Regions from separate parts of the Homo sapiens genome. Here region 1 is linked to region 2. Evidence: read pairs that join two places in POLR2A ChIA-PET (ENCODE). Cell type or tissue: GM12878. All regions are shown on one strand. Links, peaks and the distances in the headings refer to the core of each region. The heading gives the core; the rest is flanking DNA.

The links. Peaks named below come from ENCODE experiments on the same cell type or tissue, not always from the same donor. Only the 100,000 strongest peaks of a DNase experiment are listed, where the experiment ranks them.
Region 1: POLR2A ChIA-PET joins it to region 2 with 10 read pairs; 2 of 35 experiments call an interaction of 5 or more read pairs at or near these places.

What each region holds. Positions count from the first base shown.
Region 1 is chr2:206,349,709-206,358,043 of GRCh38, forward strand. No RefSeq gene overlaps it. Among named protein-coding and RNA genes, the nearest start is that of ZDBF2, 79 kb to the left of the region's middle. In GM12878, for the core only: no CTCF peak of the experiment used is centred there; a DNase peak (open chromatin) is centred at 4,623.
Region 2 is chr2:206,272,209-206,280,543 of GRCh38, forward strand. ZDBF2 (zinc finger DBF-type containing 2) reads left to right here and starts at 2,455. Exons shown (of 5, transcript NM_020923.3): 1 at 2,455-2,738; 2 at 7,332-7,384. RefSeq lists silencers at 2,350-2,409, 2,690-3,149 and an enhancer at 2,813-3,312. In GM12878, for the core only: no CTCF peak of the experiment used is centred there; a DNase peak (open chromatin) is centred at 3,443; H3K4me3 peaks cover 3,326 bases; H3K27ac peaks cover 2,852 bases.

The DNA of each region.
Region 1 (8,335 bases), core at 164-8,163, 77 kb after region 2:
CAAATTTCTGCAGCCAGCTTGAATTTCTCCCTAGAAAATGGGTTTTTCTTTTCTACCTCATCATCAGGCTGCAAATTTTCCTAAGTTTTATACTCTGCTTTCCTTTTAAATAAAAGTTCCAGTTTTAGATAATCTGTTTGTGAATGCATATGACTGAATGCTTTCAGAAACAGCCAGGACACTTCGTGAACACTTTGCTGCTTAGAAATTTCTTCCCCAGATACCCTAAATCATCTCTCTCAAGTTCAAAGTCCCACAGATCTCTAGGGCAGGGGTAAAATGCTGCCAGTCTCTTTGCTAAAGGATAGCATGAGTGACCTTTACTCCAGTTCCCATTAAGTTCCTCATTTCCATCTGAGACCACCTCAGCCTGGACTTCATTGTCCATATCACTATCAGCAGTTTGGTCAAAATCATTCAACAAGTCTCTAGGAAGTTCCAAACTTTCCCATATCTTCCTGCCTTCTTTCTGTTCTTTTTTAATACATAAGGGATTTTTTTTCTTCAACTTTTATTTTAAGTTGCAGGATACGTGTGCAGGATGTGCAGAATTGTTACATAGGTAGATGTGTGCCATGGTGGTTTGCTGTACACATCATCCCATCACCCAGGTATTAAGCCCAGTGTCCATGATCTATTCTTCCTGATGCTTTCCCTCCCACTACCCCTCCATTTTCTTCTGAGTCCTCCAAACTGTCTCAACCTCTGCCTGTTACCCAGTTCCAAAGTCATTTCCACATTTTCAGGTTATCTTTATAGCAGTGCCCCTCTCCCGGTACCAATTCTCTGTATTAGTCTGTTTTCACACACTATAAAGAACTGCCTGAGACTGGGTAATTTATAAAGGCAGGAGGTTTAATCGACTCACAGTTTTGCATGGCTGGGAGGCCTCAGGAAACTTAAAATCATGGTGGAAGGTGAAGGAGAAGGAAGTACCCTCTTCACAAGACAGCAAGAGAGAGAGCGTACAGGGGAAACTGCCACTTTTAAACCATCGGATCTAGTGAGAACTCCCTCACTATCAAAGAACAGCATGGCGGAAACCTCCCCACAATTCAATCACTTCCCACCAGGCCCCTCCCTCGATACGTGGGGATTACAATTCAAGAGGAGATTTGGGTAGGGACACAGAGCCAAACCATATCAGTTCTCAAATGTAGAAGTAATGGGGACCCTTTATTAACTGGATTTTCTCTATATATATATACATAATACATTTTAATTCTTGAAGGCCCAGTTTTAACTTGTTGGGCCATATTAACTATTTTAACTGGGGGTTCACAGTGTCACATTTTATCAAGGCAGTTTGTAACCACTATAAACTTATTTTAATTTTAATTTATCAGAGTATATATGCCCAATATAAACAGCAATGGATACTCTGACTATGGGAAATTTAGGCAAGGCTATAGTTAAAGTGAGACATACCCATTTTTTTCTTTATATTATATTTAGTTACCTTCTCAAGATCATAGGGAAGCACAGTGTTTAAATTTCATGTGATTCCCATGAATGACTATAATTTGAGCCCAGTGTTGATTAAATCCATGAAGTTTTGTCAACTGGTGTATTGTAACAAATGCTAAAGTTAAGTTAAAACCTGTGTTGTAGAAGCACAAAAGCCAACCAGACCTTTTAAAATCTTTTTGTTATATAAATTCTTTAGTATATAAGTTTTGGATTTCTAATTGGGTCAAAATATGGAACTTTGTTTACATTTAGTTATATATTATGATAGATAGATAGATAGATAGATAGATAGATAGATAGATGATAGATATGAGGTATCTATTTATTATATTCCCTCCCTCCCTTCCTCCCTTCTTCCTTTCCTCTTTTCCTCTCTCCCATCCCTTCCTTCTTCCCTTCCTTGTAGTGCCTGAGCCTCCAATTGTTTTCCCTCATTGCCAGTGAAGTGCCTTCCTGATACTTGACACTTTAAAAGTTTGGTTGAAAACCTTACTTCTTAATGTAATAAAAACTAGAACTGGGCTGGGCGGCTTATGCTTGTAATCCCAGGGAATCAGAAGGCTGATATGGGAGGCTTGCTTGAGCCTAGGAATTGGAAGCTGCAGCAAGCTATGATCATGCCACTGCACTTCAGCCTGGGTGATAGAATGAGACCCCATCTCTTAAAATACACACACACACGCACAGGCTGTAACTATTTCTTCTAGTATGTGATCACTTTGGTAGTAGTATAAATGCAATACTATAGATATATTATGGGGGTAAATAGATTTATGCAGGCTTGCTGGGGCTAACCACTATTTTTGAACAAAAGTGTGATTTTGTCGGTTAAAAAAACTGGAGTTGGTAGTAGAGGAAAGCCAGTTATAATCTGCGGAAAATCAGCTGATGAAATTACTTCTGTTCTTGAAGGTGCTGGACACTCTGTAGCTTTTGGTTTATCCTTAAATGAGACTTACTGTATGAAGCATGTGGAGCAGATTCTGCAGTAGCAGGGACAAGGCAAGAATGAGGGAGCTGGTTGTAAAAATAGTAATTTCCAATTTTTGTGGAAGTATCACATATGAAGGAACCAACTTAGACAGATACATAGAGATGAAGAAGAAGTGCATTAAAATTTATTGTGATGAAATATTATTCCATGTTTCCCTTATAGACAGATTTAATTTTTTAATCTCTAAGCAAATTTCCATGGAAGTGAAGGATAAACCAAACAAATTAGGTAAAACTACATGAAATAAGCATTTTTCTTCCTCTTCATCTTTCTTTTTCTTCCCTTCCCCTTCCTCCTCCTCTCGCCATCCTCCTCTTCTTTTTCTTCTTGGATGATTTTATCCCATTTAGTTGAGTAAATTGCTGCTGCAGTTGACAATTAGAGTTAATATAGCCAAGAGTCAGGGTTTAGGTCAATACTCTTTGTGTATTTAGGTTTATAAGGCAAGCTTAAGAACTTTAAAATAGAGATTTAAGTTCTAGTTAGTTGTAAATGGACAATTTAAAGTGATTTATAAAGATTACCTTTCTTACTCAAGGAAAAGGTAACTCTAACACTATAGCTATTTTTAGGCTCTAAAATGGTCTTGAGGGAAATTTATTCTGAGGCTGTAGGACTATCAAAAAGACGTTAAAGCTCTCTAGGATGTGAGAGAAGCAGCATGACAATTCCAAGTAGGAAAGTGAGCATGGCTTATTTTTGCAATAAGAAATGAAGTAAGGAAAGCATTTTGTTTTTTAAAAAAGAAAGCTTGAATGTAAAAAATATCTGAGCCTTTCTGTGCTTCTTTCTACTTTAATATGACATGACATATTTATGACCTTTCTGCATCATGTGTCTTTATGTGAACAGAAAACATCCTCAAGGATCCTCAGATGCTGCAGTAACCTTCAAGCAAACACAGCAGACAATATGTGATGTCTTAACTGTGGAATAGATACGTGGCAATTTAAAGGCCTTTCTTCTTTGCTGGTTGTCTGGTGACTAAGCCTACTTAAAGAAGCCTTACTTCCAGTTTTGTTTTTGTTTTTTTGTTTTGTTTTGTTTTGTTTTTTGAGATGGAGTCTTGCTTTGTTGCCCAGGCTAGAGTGCTGTGGTGTGATCTCTGCTCACTGCAACCTCTGCCTCCTGGGTTCAAGTGATTCTCCTGCCTCAGCCTCTCAAGTAGCTGGGATTACAGGTGCCCACCACCACACCTGGGGCTAATTTTTGTATTTTTAGTAGTGATGAGGTTTCACCATGTTGGCCAGGCTGGTCTCAAACTTCTGACCTCAAGTGATCTGCCCGCCTTAGCCTCCCAATGTGCTGGGATTACAGGCGTGAGCCACTGCGCCCAGCACCTTCCCTCTAGTTCTTACCAGGCCCTCACCATCTGTACCTGGACTACCATAACCCCCCACCATCTAATTAGGCCCAGACATGAAGTCAGACATAACCTTTTAAAAATCTGATCATGTCATTTTTTTGGTTTTAAAATCACCCACATCCAGTCTCATATGTTTCTGGTAAAGGTCTAAATGTACACATGTCTTTCAGAGAAAAGTGTTTGCCAATATTTATCAAGAATTTAGAAAACAAAGCCAGGCCCAGTGACACGTGACTATAGTCCCAGGTACTTGGGAGGCTGGGGCCAGAGGATCACTTGTGGCTAGGAATTGGAGCCCAGCCTGAGCAACATGATGAGATCCCATCTCAAAAACAAAACAAAACAAACCCCTACTGGTCAAAAGGTATATATATTTGTGAGACAGAATCTTACTATGTTGCTCAAGCTGGTCTCAAGCTGCTGGGCACAAGGGATCCTCTTGACTCAGCCTCCCAAACAGCTGGGATTACAGGCACATGCTACAGCACCAGTTTAGTTGTTCTACTTTTATTTGTTTATTTATTTTTATTTAAACTGATTTTATTTATTTATTTATTTGTTTTTTGAGATAGGATCTTGCTTGTTGCTCAGGCTGGAGTGCAGTAGCACAATCTTGGCTCACTTTAACCTCCATCTCCAGGGTTCAAGGGATTCTCATGCCTCAGCCACCTGAGTAGCTGGGAATACAGGAGCACGCCATCACACCCGGCTAATTTTTTAAAAAAATTATTTTTAGTAGAGATGGGGTTTCACCATATTGCCCAGGCTGGTTTCGATTTCCTGGCCTCGTGTGATCTGCCTTTGTCTGCCTCCCAAAGTGCTGAGATTACAGGCGTGAGCCACTGAGCCTGGCCTAGCAGTTCTACTTTTAAGCATCCATCCTCAGCAAGTAGCTGTAAGGAAAGTGCTGTATATGAGAGACGTTTATTGCAGCCTTATTTAAGATAATGAAAAATTGGAGGGAAACCTAATGTACACATAGAGAAATAGTTAAGTAGTCATTGTATATCTATTCAATGAAATATTCTGTAGCTACTAAAAATACTATTTTATAGCATGGGAAAGTGTTTACGCTATAATGCTAAGTAAATATATTAAAATATAAAACTGTGTTAAAATTCAAAATCACAACATACAGAAGAAGAGTTGAAGCCTTCATTTTTCTCCTCTCATCTCCATCACTTTACCCTCAGGCGAGGTAGAGAAGTAGCCTAGATGGGAGGATAATACATCCTCATATTGCCTTCTACTACTGACAAAAGCTAGTCTTTGAAATGCCCTAAGAAAATGATTTACTGTAACAGGAAAGAAAGAAGTGCTTTCAATGCTTTGATATTTCTTTAACTTTTTTTTTTTTTGACAGTCTTGCTCTGTCTCGCAGGCTGGAGTGCAGTGGAGCAATCTCAGCTCCCTGCAACCTCTGCCTCTCAGGTTCAAGTGATTCTTCTGCCTCAGCCTCCCGAGTAGCTGGTATTACAGGCGCCTGCCACAACACCAACTAGTTTTTGTATTTTTAGTAGAGACAGGCTTTCACTATGTTTGCTAGGCTGGTCTTGAACTCCTGACCTCAAGTGATCCGCCTGTTTCAGCCTCCCAAAGTGCTGGGATTACAGGCGTGAGCCACTGTGTCTGGCCTAAAAATTATTATTTTTTAATCAACATGTAATAATTGTACATATTTATGGGGACAGTGTAATATTTTGATACACATTGTGTATCATATTGATATATACAATATGTTATGATCAATTCAGGGTAATTAACATATCCGTCACCTCAAACAGTTATCATTTATTTGTATTGGAAACCATTAAAAATCCTCTTCTAGCTGTTTAAAAATATACAATAAATTGTTGTTAACTATATTCACCCTACAGTGTTATAGACTACTAGAACTTATTCCTCCTATCTAGCTGTAATATGGTATCCATTAACCAACCTCTTTTATCCTTCCTCCCTCTCTTCTTCCTAGCCTCTAGTAACCACTATTCTACTCTATACTTACACGAGAACAACTTTTTTTTTTTTTTTTTTTTTTTTTTTTTTTTTTATTGATCATTCTTGGGTGTTTCTCGCAGAGGGGGATTTGGCAGGGTCATAGGACAATAGTGGAGGGAAGGTCAGCAGATAAACAAGTGAACAAAGGTCTCTGGTTTTCCTAGGCAGAGTGTGTGTGTCCCTGGGTACTTGAGATTAGGGAATGGTGATGACTCTTAATGAGCATGCTGCCTTCAAGCATCTGTTTAACAAAGCACATCTTGCACCGCCCTTAATCCATTTAACCCTGAGTGGACACAGCACATGTTTCAGAGAGCACAGGGTTGGGGGTAAGGTCATAGATCAACAGGATCCCAAGGCAGAAGAATTTTTCTTAGTACAGAACAAAATGAAAAGTCTCCCATGTCTACTTCTTTCTACACAGACACGGCAACCATCCGATTTCTCAATCTTTTCCCCACCTTTCCCCCTTTTCTATTCCACAAAACCGCCATTGTCATCATGGCCCGTTCTCAATGAGCTGTTGGGTACACCTCCCAGACGGGGTGGTGGCCGGGCAGAGGGGCTCCTCACTTCCCAGTAGGGGCGGCCGGGCAGAGGCGCCCCTCACCTCCCGGACGGGGCGGCTGGCCGGGCAGGGGGCTGACCCCCCACCTCCCTCCCGGACGGGGCGTCTCGCCGGGTGGGGGGCTGACCCCCCCACCTCCCTCCCGGACGGGGCGGCTGGCCAGGCGGGGGGCTGACCCCCCCCACCTCCCTCCCGGACGGGGCGGCTGGCCGGGCGGGGGGCTGACTCCCCCACCTCCCTCCCGGACGGGGCGGCTGGCCGGGCAGAGGGGCTCCTCACTTCCCAGTAGGGGCGGCGGGGCAGAGGTGCCCGTCACCTCCCGGACGGGGTGGCTGGCTGGGTGGGGGGCTGACCCCCCACCTCCCTCCCGGACGGGGCGGCTGGCCGGGCCGGGGGCTGACTCCCCCACCTCCCTCCAGGACGGGGCGGCTGGCCGGGCCGGGGGCTGACCCCCCCACCTCCCTCCCGGACGGGGCGGCTGGCCGGGCAGAGGGGCTCCTCACTTCCCAGTAGGGGCGGCCGGGCAGAGGCGCCCCTCACCTCCTGGACGGGGCGGCTGGCCGGGCAGGGGGCTGACCCCCCACCTCCCTCCCGGACGGGGCGTCTCGCCGGGCGGGGGGCTGACCCCCCCACCTCCCTCCCGGACGGGGCGGCTGGCCGGGCAGAGGGGCTCCTCACTTCCCAGTAGGGGCGGCGGGGCAGAGGTGCCCCTCACCTCCCGGACGGGGTGGCTGGCTGGGTGGGGGGCTGACCCCCCACCTCCCTCCCGGACGGGGCGGCTGGCCGGGCCGGGGGCTGACTCCCCCACCTCCCTCCCGGACGGGGCGGCCGGCCGGGCTGAGGGGCTCCTCACTTCCCAGTAGGGGCGGCGGGGCAGAGGCGCCCCTCACCTCCCGGACGGGGTGGCTGCCGGGCAGAGACGCTCCTCAGTTCCCAGACAGGGTGGCAGCCGGGCGGAGGGGCTCCTCACTTCTCAGATGGGGTGGTTGCCAGGCCGAGGGTCTCCTCACTTCTCAGACGGGCGGCCGGGCAGAGACGCTCCTCACCTCCCAGATGGGGCGGCGGGGCAGAGGTGCTCCCCACATCTCAGACGATGGGCGGCAGGGCAGAGACGCTCCTCACTTCCTAGGTGGGATGGCGGCCGGGCAGAGACGCTCCTCACTTTCCAGACTGGGCAGCCAGGCAGAGGGGCTCCTCACATCCCAGACGATGGGCGGCCAGACAGAGACGCACCTCACTTCCCAGACGGGGTGGCGGCCGGGCAGAGGCTGCAATCTCGGCACTTTGGGGGGCCAAGGCAGGCGGCTGGGAGGTGGAGGTTGTAGCCGAGATCACGCCACTGCACTCCAGCCTGGGCACCATTGAGCACTGAGTTAACGAGACTCCGTCTGCAATCCCGGCACCTCGGGAGGCCGAGGCTGGCGGATCACCCGTGGTTAGGAGCTGGAGACCAGCCCGGCCAACACAGTGAAACCCCGTCTCCACCAAAAAAATACGAAAACCCGTCAGGCGTGGCGGCGCGCGCCTGCAATGGCAGGCACTTGGCAGGCTGAGGCAGGAGAATCAGGCAGGGAGGTTGCAGTGAGCCGAGATGGCAGCAGGACAGTTCAGAGGGAGACTGGGAGAGGGAGAGGGAGAGGGAGCTAATTTTTGTATTTTTAGTAGTGACAGGATTTTGCCATGTTGGTCAGGCTGGTCTCGAACTCCTGACCTCAAGTGATCCACCTGCCTTGGCCTCTCAAAGTGCTGGGATTACAGGCGTGAACTACCGCACCCGGCCTCTCATGGGGAATTTAAAAGGTTCAGTGGCTTTCCCAAAGTCACAAAGCTTGGTGACTTTGGTGACCATGGTGAAGCATGGACTTGGGAACCTGGGCAGTGTGGCTCCGGAATCCATTTCACTGCCAAGCCATATAACCACTTCTCAGCTGTCACGAGC
Region 2 (8,335 bases), core at 169-8,168:
CCTCCCCAGTAGCTGGGATTACAGGCATGTACCACCATGCCTGGCTAATTTTTGTGTTTTTTTTTAGTAGAGATGGAGTTTCGCCATGTTGGCCAGGCTGGTCTCAAACTCCTGACCTCAGGTGATCCGCCCACCTCGCGCTCCCAAAGTGCTGGGATTACAGGCGTGAGCCACCGCGCCAAGCCCAGAGCTCAACTTTTATGAATCACTTTTTGAATCAGTTGTCCATGGCTGTAGCTTTCCACCAAAAGTGTTGGTGATGCATCTAACTTTAAGAATGCTCCAGCTGGGCACAGTTACAGCTCATATCTGTAATCTCAGCACTTTGGGAGGTGAATGTGGGAGGATCCCTTGAAGCCAGGAGTTCGAGACCAGCCTGGGCAAAAAAGTGAGAACCCCCATCTCTACAAAAAGTAAAAAAATTAGCCAGGCATGGTGGCACACGCCTGTGGTCCCAGCCACTTTGGAGACTAAGGCAAGAAGATCGCTTGAGCTTGGGAGGTCAAGGCTGCAGTGAGCCGTGTTTGCGCCACTGAACTCCAGCCTGGGTGACAGAAGGAGACCCTGTCTCAAAACAAAAACAAAAACAAAAACAAAAAACAGAGAGGGAGAGAAAGGAAGGAAGAATGCTGCACTATTGTATGCAGGATTTTCTTCCAAGCAGCTGATCTTATTCTGCAAGTTTTGATGCTGGCACCTTCTTGATCTCACCTGAATATGTCAATTTTGTGTTTTCACGCAAAACATTCAGGACTTGTTTTCCTCCTTCAATGGTGTTATTGAATAAAAGCTGTAGGGGTTGTAACTGACTAATCAGGCTATCAAGAATAATATCGAAGTTATTTCATTTTTGGGGGGTGCAAGTAGGCTTAGTATTTAACTGTTCATATATGGGTTCCCAAAATCCATCAAGAATGAATGTACTTGGTAAGTAACTCAGGGCTCCCAGAAGACTACTAGTTCTTAGCCAGTCCCATCTCTTTCTTTTCTAAATGCTGGGGAAATCTCTTTTTGGTCCTAGGAAAATCTTCTCCAGGCAAATCTTCCCTCTTTCCCTAGGAAAATCTCTCTCCAAGTTTGAGTGACTTTTGTCTGTTAATTCCCTTCCTCCTAGGGTTATGGGTTTTATTAAACAATGCACTTATCTCAGTTGAAATGAGGACAACCTGCACAGCAACATCCACGTTGTAATACGTGGAGGTAATGACAACCAGGTCTGTACTGCCACCCGGTCAACGAGAGTTTATAAGATGCATCTTGATTTCACAGATGTTAAAATGTGGGGAAAAACATGGCTTAGCATCTGTGAAATACATAATGTCATGGTGCTTCGATCAATGTATAGTGGATTTTCTATAATTCCAAAGTTGGGATGTGGAAAAAACTTGCCTTAAAAGAAATCCGTACTTTTTGGTATGTTAAATCTAAGGGAGGTTATAAATCGAACAGTTGCAGGAGCCCAACTTTAAAGTGAGAGAAAGATGTAGTGGGGGAAGAAGGAGCTGAGAAATACAGAAAGAATAAAAACAATGGACGCAAAAGCAATAGGCAAGTTTTTTTGTTGTTGTTCTTTAAAGGGACAAAATCACAAGCTTACTAAAAAGGGTAACGACAATTACAGCTACAGCCAAAGAGCAAAGTAGCTCATTTTAAGATTATTTTTACATTAGACATAAGCTTTGCAACAGGGCCTCTCTCCATTTTAGTAAAATTGGTTTAGGTGTTTCAGAACCTTCTTATCGCAGATTATAATTTCATATTCAGTAGTGTGATTCATTTAGGTTTGTGATCTCCGTTACACTTAAACTGTTTTTGCTCACAACTATATTCGTAATGGGGTAGCGCAGTGAATATAATTGCATGACCTAATGTTGTTTGTTAATATTTGTAACCCTTTAATGTGCAGGATAGATCTTTGAATACCTAACTTCCTTAAGCCTCAGTTTTCTCAATTTGTCAAAGGGGGACAATAATAGGATTCATTCAGAGTTACTCTGAAATGAAATGCAATAATGTATAGAAACCTTAAACGGTGCCTAGCACAGAGCAAGCGCTCATTGAACAGCAGCTTTTGTGAGATGCACCTCACTATGAAATAGGCATGGAAACGGAAACGACTAGCTCTCTTAGCCCCGTTTTCTTTTCTACATTCATACGTTGCTTTGAATTGGCAAGCAGTTTTTATTTGGACCCTCAAACGCTAAAACCTTGGTCTCTACTTCGCGTCCCAACTGTGCTTATGAGTCTAGTCATTTTTGTTGGAACGCGATAGATTTCCCAAGCTCCGGAGTGGGGCCCTGACCAGGGAGGAAGTGTCCGCTTTAAGAGCTTCTGGAGGGGAGGAAGGGGCTCCTCCGCCCGGGTGGGAGAGTGAGTGAGTGGGTGGGCGGGCAGGGGGCGGTCCCGCCGCTCCTGCGTCAGAAGGGGTCTGGTTTTCGCACCTTCCCTGACGTCAAACCTCCATCAGGGTTGCAACGCCACGTTGCCTTGGATGCCTGCGTGAGTGGAGTCGCGACTCGGGGCCCGCGTCCTGAGAGACGCGCTCCCGCGCCGCTTCTCGCCTCCGGACCGCAGGGGCCGAAGTCGCCTATTTCTGGCTCCGCGGGCAGCGGGGCCGTGGCGCTCGGACGGTCTGGGATTCGGGCGCCGCCGCGGAACCGGAATAAGAAGGGAGAGCGCCCGGCTCGGTCCTCGGTCTCCACCGCGGCCCGGAAGGAATCCGGGCAGCCTCCGCGGAGGTGAGTGCCGCGGCGGGGGCGGGGCGCGGCCGGGGCGACGCCCGCGGGCGGGGCCTGCTCGCCGGGCGCCCGGGGCGCCTTCTTCCCGAGGGACGCCAGGACCGCTCGCTGGGCTCCCGCGGCCGCCTCGCAGGTCCTCGGCTTCCCCCCACCCCGCGTCCCTTTCTGCCCCTGCTGCGTGAGAGGTGTCGGCGGCTCCGGGCCGGGATCGAGGTGGCGGGGCGAGGGAAGGAGGTGGGGCGCAGGCTGCATTGCGCTTCTGTCCGGGGCCCTGGGTCAGAGGGGCCGGCGGACGAGGCCTCGGGTCCGGGCTTGGGGAGGGGGCGGTCTGCGGGGTCGGATTGAGGGCCGGGAACCCGCGGAGTCTTGCCCCTGGGCACCTGTGGGGCCGAGATCCCGAGCCACCTGTCCACACACCCCCTTCCCCCAGTGCCCTGCGTTGGGTCCAGCTGGCCCCAGACCTAGGCCTTTCCCAGCCTCGGGCGATTATAGTTTATTTGAAAACGTTTGATTTTTGTGTTAATGATTCTTTTACTACCGCCGTGCAACAGTTGTGTAAATGTGGTCGTGTTACGCCATCGTTTTTACTTGCTCCTAAGAAGGGCCTTACCAGCTCCTGCGATTATCTCACGCGATGATTCTTGGTAGCTCGTGAAAAAAATGCATAACAAGATACTGGTTCTCAAGGGACCAAAACCCCACCCCCACCTAAAGGAAATAGCTTGTTTTTGTTTTTCTTTTTTACAGCAATATGCTACGTGTGGGGAGGGGGAGGGACGATGGAGGCAGCCTGTAGCGATCTCATCCTCGAGAGAATCTGCTAACAATTTGGGGGGTATCTTTCCTTCCTTTTTAATTAATACACAAACATATATACGTGTGTTACATAAGGGGTGTTTATTTGCTTTTTTCACTTAATACGTGGAAGACCTTTTCTCTATCGTTTGAACCTAAAGCCTAGAAGGCAAGAAAGCAACTCGTTAGAGAGTTGATAAAGTATCACTGCAGTGGCCAGTGATTTGGATAGAAATAAGCTGAATTCAGGGTAAGAACTGGTTTCTATAAAATATGGTTTACTCTGCATAATAATTGGAGGCAGTGTTTTTTCAAACTGAGTTTTTTCAGCCGGTTCGTGAATGGTGAAATTAATTTAGTCATGACTAGCATTTAAAAAAAAATAAGATCGCATAAAAAAATCAGAATGCATTATATGTAATGAGAGTATTGTTTTGTGAAAAATATTTTAACTGTGCGCGTGTGCATTGTGAAATTTAGTGGGTCGTGACTAGCATTAAAAAAAGTAAGATCGCATAGAAAATATCAGACTGCATTACATGTAATGAGAGTATTGTTTTGTGAAAAATCTTTTAAGTGTGCGTATGTGCCTGTGCGTGTGTGCTCGGTTGTAATTAAAAATTTATTGGTTCCTGTGTGTCATGTTAAATAATCTTGAGAGTCGCTAATCCAAGGTACTGTCAGCACTCAAATGAGCAAGATGCAATTAAACTAGACATTAGTTTTATTTTTTCTTTGGAATAGTGGTGATGTTGATTGCAGCAAATAAGAGTCCTAATTATTTGTTTTCACCTAATATTAAAACAAGTAGTATTCCTAAAAATACAGAGAGGAAGTGTCTAAGTCGTTAAGAGGTTAAAGCATAAACTACTCAAATTGACCAGTGATCACATCTCAGTTACGCTGGTTATTGGTGTGAGACCTGCAACAAGATACCTCTTTTCTCTCAACCTCAGTTCCCTGATTTGTTAAATGGGAATTAATCATGGCAGCTACCTTATAAAGCTGTTTGTTATTTAGATGAGATAATGCACAGGAAGCTGTTGACAGAGCGCCTGGCTCAGATTAAGTACTAAGTATTAGCTATTATTATTTTATTAAGACTGAATAGAGGTGTCTAGGATAATGCTTGTCACCAGAGGAAAGCCAGCATAGCGTGGATAATCCAGAAAAGGGGAAAATTGAAAATTAGTAGTGTTGTGTGGAGGAACTGACACTGAATTAGTGTGGTCTTTTTATGCATTCGGCCATTGTTTTGTCATTGCTCCTCAATTGTTTCCCTACTGCTGGACGGAAAATTTAGATTGTCTTATTCAGAAAACCAAATGCCTTTCTATTGTCTTTCCTTATTATTATTATTTTTCAAATTAAGTTGATGTCTCTTTTGTCAGGCAGTTGAAAAATATGTTTTATGAGGATTGTGGGTTTTGTTAGTTCTTACCACACTGCCACGCCACACTCAGTTTGAGAAATACACACACGACAACTCCAGACTCATTTCAGAAATATTTTTATCCATGTTTACCTCTGCAGCTGGTGCAGATCTCAGGTGTGCAAGAAATATTTCTTTAAAAAAAAAAAAACCAAAAACAAAATGCTGTTTTATTTGTATTTTAAGACATTTCTGCCTAAGTCATCTGGGTAGCTCAGAAATCTCTGTTCACTGCCTGGGATAGGTTTATGCAATTTTAAATGTTACATAAATGAATGAAATAAGAAGGTGAACATAGTCATTTTTTAAAAATAGCATTATTATTTTTATGAAAAATAAATAGAATGCTTTGGATTCATAAAAAGGCTATATTTGCAAAGTACTTAACTGGGTATGACATTGGGGAAAAATGTTTAACATTGATGATAATTCTGCTCTCAGATTTGAAACTGCCTTCAGATTTTTGTTCTGCTTTAGAGGAACAAAAATGGAAACTCGGGTGAATTACGATGTTGTTTGTGAAAAGACATGTCTCGAAACTCTAGCTAATCTGTCCAAAAAAAAAAAAAAAAGCAACAGTCCCCATACTAAAAATACCAATGAAACAAAAAAGCCCCATTTGATCTTAAACATATATACATTTAGAAGTTTTAAGTTAAATATTAAGGTTATGTGTGCATTTAAAAAATTATCTTACTGATTGACTTTAAGAAGTTAACCCACCAACTACTGGTTCTTGTCTTGACAGGGCTTTTATCTACACTGACAAAATGAAATACTATGCAATCATTAAACATTCTATTTTATTTTACTCTATTTTCTCCTATTTTATGATAGCATTTTATAATGGTATATGAAGGTGCTCATTATATGTGGTTCAGTGAGAGAGGGTGGCTATAGAATAGAATGTACTGTACCTTCCCATTTTTGTAAAAATATGTTTAGAACAAAGACGAATACGATACATGTTAATGGTGGGTAGATTATGGCTGATTTTTATGCTCTTTATTTTTATAATTGTACTATTATAAATGCTTTACTTTTGTAATAAAAATTAATAAAAGTCATTTTTTAAAGAAAAATTAAATGTGTATTTTCTTATTTTGTAAGCATACATGACTATGCTTTAAGGGATACTGACTCTTAACTTGGAGATTTCGGGAATTAAGTAATTCTCCAGTATTTTAGGAAATGGTGCTGAGTAGTTAATAGTTATATCCCTTACGCTTTGAAAAGCTCCTTTGAGTAGGAGAGAATCATTTTTCCAGAATTTTCTTAAAGCACCCTCAAGAATACCTCTTTCCAAAAAAACTTCCACAGTGCCTAAAGATACGGTCTAAATTCTTTAGTATGCTTTTGAATACTACCATGTCAAAATCCAATCTACTTGCCCTGGTTTATTGCCCCTTAAATTCTCAAATGAAACCTTAGATTCAGCTGAATTTATTAATTTACTATCTCCAAATGTACTTTGTATTTTCTTACTTTCGTACCTTTGCTTGTTGTATCATTTCCCAACCTTTGAGTGAGTAAATCCTACCCATTTTCCAGTATCTGGTTAAAAAACCGTATCCACAGTGGCATCCCTCGCCGCTCTAGCTAAAACTGAACTTTGCGTTGAACTCATTAGCATTTATTATTTTTGCTGAGGCATTTCTTAGGCAGCACCTCATTCTTTGGCTTTAATTTCCCAATTTCATTTTAAATTTTTTGAGGGTAAGAAAACTTGTCTCATATTTGTCTCTATCCCTTAAAGTTTCTAGCATGGAACTCTGTGCTGAGTGGGTGCTTAATAGTTATTCTTTGATTATACCGTGGTGTCACTGGCTCTCTTGAGCCTATGTGTTGGAATTTTTTCTTAACCAGTGATCCTGGATAAGGAGCAGCACTTTGCCTACAACAATGCGGAGGAATAAAAAACATGCTTCTGCTTAATAGTGTATTGATATAGATAGGTGTTAAAAGAATTGACAGTATTTTTCATTAAAGCTAACGTGGTACCTGAGCCTCGGGAAGTTTCTCATGAAGCTCATTTTGGGTTTGACAGCATTTTTGCTCTCAACTTTACCAGAGGCACAATTGAGCCTTATAGTCTTTTACAGCTACTGTTCCAGGAACCTAGAGACCTGCAGTGTTTGATGGTGGGTTAGATGGGCCATCACAGTCACTGCGCCAGAACTTTAGGAGGTCATGTGTGAGATTCAGTGAGTCATAGTATGTAAAGTGCTTTGTACTCCAAAGTTAATATTTTTTCTTATATTATTGGAAACATGTCACCGTTCACAATATATCTGGATGTATTTATTTGGTCAATGGTAGACACTTATGGGACCTCTTCTAAAAAATGATTTTATTTTAATTTACAGATACTTGCCAGAACTAATACAGCTGATGAAATACCTGACCTTTTCTGCTCCAGGTAAATAATTTTTTACTTTATAAAAATATCAGGTTCTAGGAGAATTCAGAGTTTGTATAAAAATACCTATTTAGGCATGCAAAGTAATATAAATCCAGACCCTAAAGAAATGATCCCTTTAATAAATAAGTTTTATTAGTTTATAAAAAATAATGACTTATGTTATTGAGTCAACTTACAGCAGAATCACCTTGAGCATTTTATTTTATTCTATTTTATTTTATTTTTTCGAGACAAAGCCTCGCTCTGTCACCCAGGCTGGAGTGCAGTGGTGTGACCTCGGCATGCTGCAGCCTCCACCTCCTGGGTTCAAACGATTCTATTGCCTCAGCCTCCCGAGTAGCTGGGACTATAGGCATCTGCCACCACACCCAGCTAGTTTTTGTATTTTTAGTAGTGACAGGTTTTTGCCATGTTGGCCAGGCTGTTCTCAAACTCCTAACCGCAGGCGATCCACCTGCCTCGGCCTCCCAAAGTGCTGGGATTACAGGCATGAGCCACCATGCCCAGCTGCCTTGAGCATTTTAAATATGCTTTATAACGTATGTCCTGGGTTCCCTTGACCACTGGGATTTTGATTTGCTAAGTTTCTGATGGGGTCCTGGCATGTTAATTTTTAAAAATGCCAACACATGCTTCTGGTTTATTGTAACTCACTGTCATTAAGGCACTAGAGATGACGGAAGTGGCAGGTGATAATGCCACAGGAGTTAAGGGCCATAGGGTTAAAGACCAAAAATATTTAAGTATTTACATTTTGTGTGTATGTGATATTAGATTAATGGTTTACTTTTGTCCTTTATTCAATGAATGTTTTAATTATATTTTCAATCCCCCAAAAGTTTATTTTAGGATTTTTCAAAGTTTACATTTAAGCTCTAGGTTCTCTCAGCTTGAAATTTGCCTTATGTGTAAGTACAATTTAAAATAAAAGTTTGTTCTGTTTTATTG